Linked DNA regions of Mus musculus: region 2 is linked to region 1. The links are chromatin contacts, found by Hi-C or POLR2A ChIA-PET in ENCODE. All regions are on one chromosome and are shown on one strand. Each heading gives the region's core, a stretch centred on a gene start or an enhancer-like site at or near the end of the contact. The rest is flanking DNA. Distances are from core to core; before and after follow the strand shown.

Evidence for each region. Hi-C counts contacts between places; a loop is a spot of excess contacts on that map. ChIA-PET counts read pairs that join two places held with the same protein, here RNA polymerase II (POLR2A).
Region 2: POLR2A ChIA-PET joins it to region 1 with 12 read pairs in Patski. The contact joins the enhancer-like site here to the promoter of Nop53 in region 1. A Hi-C loop is called at or near these places in 3 of 37 maps with a recorded cell type or tissue (gastrocnemius and heart). POLR2A ChIA-PET finds 5 or more read pairs at or near these places in 3 of 5 experiments (Patski and embryonic stem cell).

Annotation. Positions count from the first base shown.
Region 1 is chr7:15,944,394-15,947,365 of GRCm38, forward strand. Nop53 (NOP53 ribosome biogenesis factor) reads right to left here and starts at 1,715. Exons shown (of 13, transcript NM_133831.3): 1 at 1,437-1,715; 2 at 897-961. The coding sequence starts at 1,660. It overlaps Gm24576 (a long non-coding RNA gene), which reads left to right and starts at 1,700. Exons shown (of 2, transcript XR_391165.4): 1 at 1,700-1,907; 2 at 2,068-2,972. It also overlaps a transcript of Ehd2 not described here.
Region 2 is chr7:16,050,724-16,053,423 of GRCm38, forward strand. No RefSeq gene overlaps it. Among named protein-coding and RNA genes, the nearest start is that of Gm32059, 5.9 kb to the left of the region's middle. Within about 2 kb of position 1,313, at least 1 of the 3 ENCODE cell types and tissues checked has a DNase peak (open chromatin) inside an H3K27ac peak, as active enhancers do; it is heart, where a contact is called at or near this core.

The DNA.
Region 1 (2,972 bases), core at 465-2,964:
CTGTCCTGCTGGACCAGGCACTGGCTTGTTTTCAGTACCTGCTGAACCAGGCTTCCCATTTTAAGTGTTTTTCTGCCTCCTTGGTGAAAACCCCACTCAGCAAAGCAATCCCTAACTTGCCCTTATTTTCATGTCCCAGCAGGTCCCAGCCCAAGTTCTGCTGGAGTAAAGCCATCTTGCCAAGACATGTTTCCTTCCTCCTGGCTAAAAGAGATCCTCTTGTTCTCTCTGTTTTGAGACAAGGTCTCATTGTGTAGGCCTGGCTGTCCTGGAGCTCACTATGTAGACCAGGCTGGCCTGCAACTCAGAGAAATTAACGTTGTGGGTTATCATGCTTGCTATCATATTCTTTGGGGAAGGGGGACAAAAAAAAAAAAAGCTGAATGATACAGCTCAATAAAACCAAACAAAAATGAACAACAGGTCACCTTTCTTAATCATCTCAAGCTTGTTTCAAAGCCATTCAAAGTAATTCTTTATACTAAAGACTGCCCCTTCTAGTCTCCAGTGGTAAAGCATACCTTTATTTCCAGCACTCAGGAGGCAGAGGCAAGCAGATCTAAGTTTGAGGCCAATATGGTATACATGGTAAGACTGTGGTGATGAACCACACCCAGCACTGACTCGGGGAGGCAGGGACAGGTGGATTTCTGAGTTCAAGGCCAGCCTGGTCTACAGAGTGAGTTCCAGGACAGCCAGGGATACACAGAGAAACCCTGTCTCGATCCCCCCTCCCCTCCAAACTTGTGATCAAGACTGTTTCCAAAATGAGAGAGAGAGAAAGAGAGAGAGAGTGTGTGTGTGTGCTTTGCTTTAAATTATGTCATCAATGCAGATCTCACGGGTGCAAGACTCAGAGAACCACCAGCACACAACTTCATAAGAGCACTCCTCACCTTTTCTCTTGAATCCTGTGTCCACGAAGAAGAGCTTTTCGTTTGGGGCCTCTGCCAACAAGCCACTGAAGGATAAAAATGCAGACTATTTGCCAAAGTAATGCTGGAAAGATAACAGACCCTTAGGGGTCTAACTTTTTGGGCCCATCCCAACTCTTCCTCAAACCATGGGCTACACCTGGAGCTTTCACACAGAATTTAAAATGTACCACGATGGGGTGAACGTACTTTATTCTCTTTCACTTGAAATTCAAACTCTGTAGCAAAAGGTTTTAATGCCAGCACTCCGGCGGCAGAGGAAACTTGAGTTCGGAGCCAGGCTTGTCTACATACCGAGTGCCAGGTCGTCCTACATAGTGAGGCCCTGTTTCAAATTTTAAAAAAAACTAGGGGAAAACTTAAACTTTGTTGGGATTTTCGCACGCTTATTTGTTAAAGATACTATTGATAGGTCTCCCACACCGAGCCGGGATGCCCGGTCCGTCTAGCACCAGGTCGCAAAGCGCACGGCCACGCCACCGGAAGTCCCGCCCCACGTACCCGGTCGTGCGCTCCTGTAGCCGGACGTCTTCCAGGAACTGGTCGACCTCTAACCCCAGCGGCTCCTCGGCGAGCCTCCTCCAGCCGCGCTTCTTGTTTCTGGGGCCCCGCCGCCGCCGCCTCAGAGCGGGATCCACCGAGGTCGGCCGCAGCCCCAGGAAGCCAGAGTCCGCCTGGCTTCTCGAGCCGCGCTTCTCACCGTCCCTGTTACCACCCGCAGCCATCTTCTTAAAGGAAGAGCTTAGTCGCTCTAACTCCGATATCCGGTTTGGAACGTGCGCGTCTCGAGTGACGTAATATGACGCACTTCCTGTTTGCGACCATCTTGATAAAGCGTAGTTTTTACATAGAGAGTTTTACGTCTTGGCAAAAGGATAAATCATCACGTTCAGTCTCTTCTTATTTTAAAAATGTTCGAGCCGGGCGTGGTGACGCACGCCTTTAATCCCAGCACTCGGGAGGCAGAGGCAGGTGGATTTCTGAGTTCGAGGCCAGCCTGGTCTACAGACTGAGTTCCAGGACAGCCAGGGCTACACAGAGAAACCCTGTCTTGAAAAAACAAAACAACAACAACAAAAGGCAGGGTTTCTTTGTGTAGCCTAGCTGTCTGTTAACTCACTCTGTAGACCAGGCTGACCTCGAATTCAGAGATTCGACCTGCAATTTCGGGTTGGTAGGGAGTAGGCTATGTGGATTCTTGGTTCTCACTCTGAGTAATTTACCTTACCCGGTATCATAAAATTTTACTCAAACCATTTTGTTAGTTATACAAGTTTTTTGTTTGCTTGCTTGCTTGCTTGCTTTCTTGGTTTGGTTTTTCGGGAGAGGGTTTCTCTGTATAACCCTGGCTGTCCTGGAACTCACTCTGTAGACCAGTTTCATACGTGCCTTGCCATTTTTGCTTCCCTTTGCCTTCTCACTCCTACTGAACTACCCTTCTTTCCCCCAAATGCCCTCCTCCCTTGTGTCTTTGTAGTTTTGTGACGTACTGGATTTACTAGGATTTTTTGTACCAGCAATGAGTGAAGAGTTAGTTACTAGATCAGAGGCAACTGACCAGTGTGTATGCCATTGAAGGACACCCCTCCTTCCCAAATAGTAACTGCCAAGGGACGGAGTCCAGTCAAATTTTCTTTAACTCTTTTTATTAAAGAAGATGCTGGGTGTGGGGCTGCCAAGATACCTCAGTAGAGAAAGGCTGTTGCTGCCAAGCCTCAGATTAATCCTCATAACCCATATGTTGGAAAAAGCCAATACCTGCAAGCTGTTTGTTCTTGACCTTCACAAGGTATGCTGTGGTGGCATATATGCTTACACGCCGTTATGAAATATAATGTGGCAAGGGAGTATTTTTGGAGGGCCTGGCCAAGGTGTACCCCTGAGAAGTTACACCATAAAACAGACCTAGTGTAAAGGTTTATTGGGGGGAACGCAAGAGTACTGTGGGACTTGGTGAAGGGACAGAGGCAGACAAGTGGACAGATAGACAGGCAGACAGATGGGGGGCAGAATCATGAGGGCAGAGAGAGGGGACAG
Region 2 (2,700 bases), core at 63-2,562, 110 kb after region 1:
GAAGTCCTTGGCTGGGTGTGGAGGAGCCAAGACAAGCCAGCCCCCAAGCTGAGCAAGAGCTGGCACAGACCTGGGAGATCAAATGGCTATTTTCCCTGAGCATCCCTGAAAGCCCATCCAGGCTTCCAAGCTAGTGACAAGAGCCCAAGGTATTCAAAAAGCACTGTGGGGCTGGTGACACAGTTCAGTTGCTAGAGTTTATCCTAGGTCCACATACACTAGGCATAGTGGGCTGCACACCTATACCCCAACACTCTGAATGTATTCAGGAGCATCAAAAGTTTAGGATCAGCGCTTGGAGACATAGCTCTGCGGTTAAGACTTTGAATTACTCTTACAAGAAGACCCAGGGACTGTTCCCGGCATCCATGTCAGCTTACAACAGCCTTTAATTCCAATCCCAGAAGAGTGCATGGATACCCTCTTTTAGCCTCCTTAGGCACTGGAATTCAACGTGTATATATTCAAACAAGAATACCATAGTTCGAAATAAAAATCAATTTCCAAAAACAACAATAGTCAATCACATATCAAATCTAAGGCTCACTTGGGCTACACATGACCCAGCACATCTTTAGTTCTAGCACTTGGGAGGCAGATGAAGGTGGGTCTTTTTGAGTTCAAGGCCTGCCTGCATAATGAGACCCTTACTTGATGAAGAAATAATATTTTTTAAAGAGCTCAGATGGTGCCGGGCAGTGGTGGCGCACGCCTTTAATCCCAGCACTCGGTAGGCAGAGGCAGGCGGATTTGTGAGTTTGAGGCCAGCCTGGTCTACAAAGTGAGTTCCAGGACAGCCAGGGCCACACAGAGAAACCCTGTCTCGAAAAACCAAAAAATAAAAAATAAAAAAAGAGCTCAGATGGCTGCTGCTTCTTTCTTTCTTTCTTTCTTTCTTTCTTTCTTTCTTTCTTTCAAACCTCTTTTGCAGGTTAAACCCAGGGTCTCACACAGCAAGTCACCATCCCTAGCCTTCTTTTTCACTTCTTATATTGACAGGGTCTAAGTTGCTAAAGTTCAGGGCTTGAACTTGCTATCCTCCTGCCTCAGCTTCCTTAGCTGCAGTGATGACAGACCTGCACCACCAGGCTAGGCTGACAGTTTTAATTATGATAGTATAGTGGAAAAGAAAAGGTAGAAGCCCCGTGTTCTTGCTGTGGACAAGGCCAGATATTGGAGAACTGCCTTGCCCGAAGGGCCTGACATCATCTTGTCCTCTGAACCCTCCTCCAGCCTTTTTCCGCACATTTCTGCATATGCCTTAGCTCTTATCAGAGCCCTGAGCCTTTCAGAAACTCAGCTCACTACAGCCCAGCTCCTACCCTGGAGAACCTCGTCAGCGCCATCTGTCTACAGACGGTGTCAATAGCATCCGCTTAATAGCCTAGGTGGGCTTCAGTCTTGCTCTGTAGCCTAGGGCGGACCTGGAACTCTCCTGACCCCCCAGCCTCCACCTTCCGGGATTACAGCTTTAACCACCACGCCTGGATGGTGCTGTGAAAACCAGGGCTTCTTAGATAGTAGATTAAGTACCAACTGCACCACATCTCCAGTTCTATTTTTCAGTGTGTGTATGTTTCTCTCCTTCCAACACGTGGTTTCTGGAGATAAATTTCAGATCAAGTTTTGGTGGCAAGCGCCATTATTCACTGAGCCACCTCGTCAGCCCCTCTTCCACCTCCCCACCTCCGGATTTTAAATAAATGGCTTCCTCCACTGAAAGTAGAAACACTTCCCCGCGGCTCCTGTCAGGCAATGGAAGCTTCAAACTTTGCGCCCCAATTGTTTCATTATCCGAGAAACTGATGGCACACGATTGGTGCATTTTTTCTTTTGCATATAACACTTCAACAACCAAAGCCTGACTCCCGTCCTGAAACACTCCTGCCTTTCCAGGTTGCTTTAAATAAGGGTGAGAAGAGAAAGTTTTTACGAGACTTCCAAGGGCCCGGGTCTTGGTGGCCAGGAGGAGGAAGAGAAGGGGATTCCTTCGTAGTCTCTGTCCTCTAGCTATACCCTTCCACTGTGGCCATAAGGTACCCCTTCTGAGGACAGCCAAGACCGGAGCGCTGTAATCCGGCAGCAAAATCAGGCAGCGATTAGCCCAGCCCGGCCTGGGGTCCTCAGCACCGCAAGTGCGAGGGGCGGAGTCTGGCCTTTGATTGGCCGCATGTGGGGGCGTGGCCACAGCTCCGCCCCACCTCTACCCCCCACACACAAGATAAAATAGGCTTCGCGCCCTGGTGCTCGAAATTATTCGTGTAGTGGGTGTGGCTTATGTTTGTTTACACGCTTCTATTGGCTGCATTTGAATCGGCCCGAGCGGGTGGGCTTCGGAGGCGTGGCCTCGGAGGGCGGGGCCGGCGGCTGACAGCTCTTAGAGTACCGAAACGCTAATGAGGGGATTTTGGATCTGAAGAATCCTTTTGGGGTTTCTGTCAGCTTCCTTAATAAAGGCCAGTCAAGAAACTGAGGCGCACGTTTTTGTAAACATTCCTAAAACAAAATAAAACAAAAACCATGACTATGTTTTAAAAAGCAGATGCAACCTAGCTGGCCAACAATGAAAAACTCTGAAATCAGCTATGATCCTGGCCCACAGTGGGACAGGAAGTCACTGCAATAAACAAGGAAACCGCAAAGTGACACAACAGCTTTTGCAACCACTCAGGGAGAAGGGGAGTTCTGTAAATGCCAAAA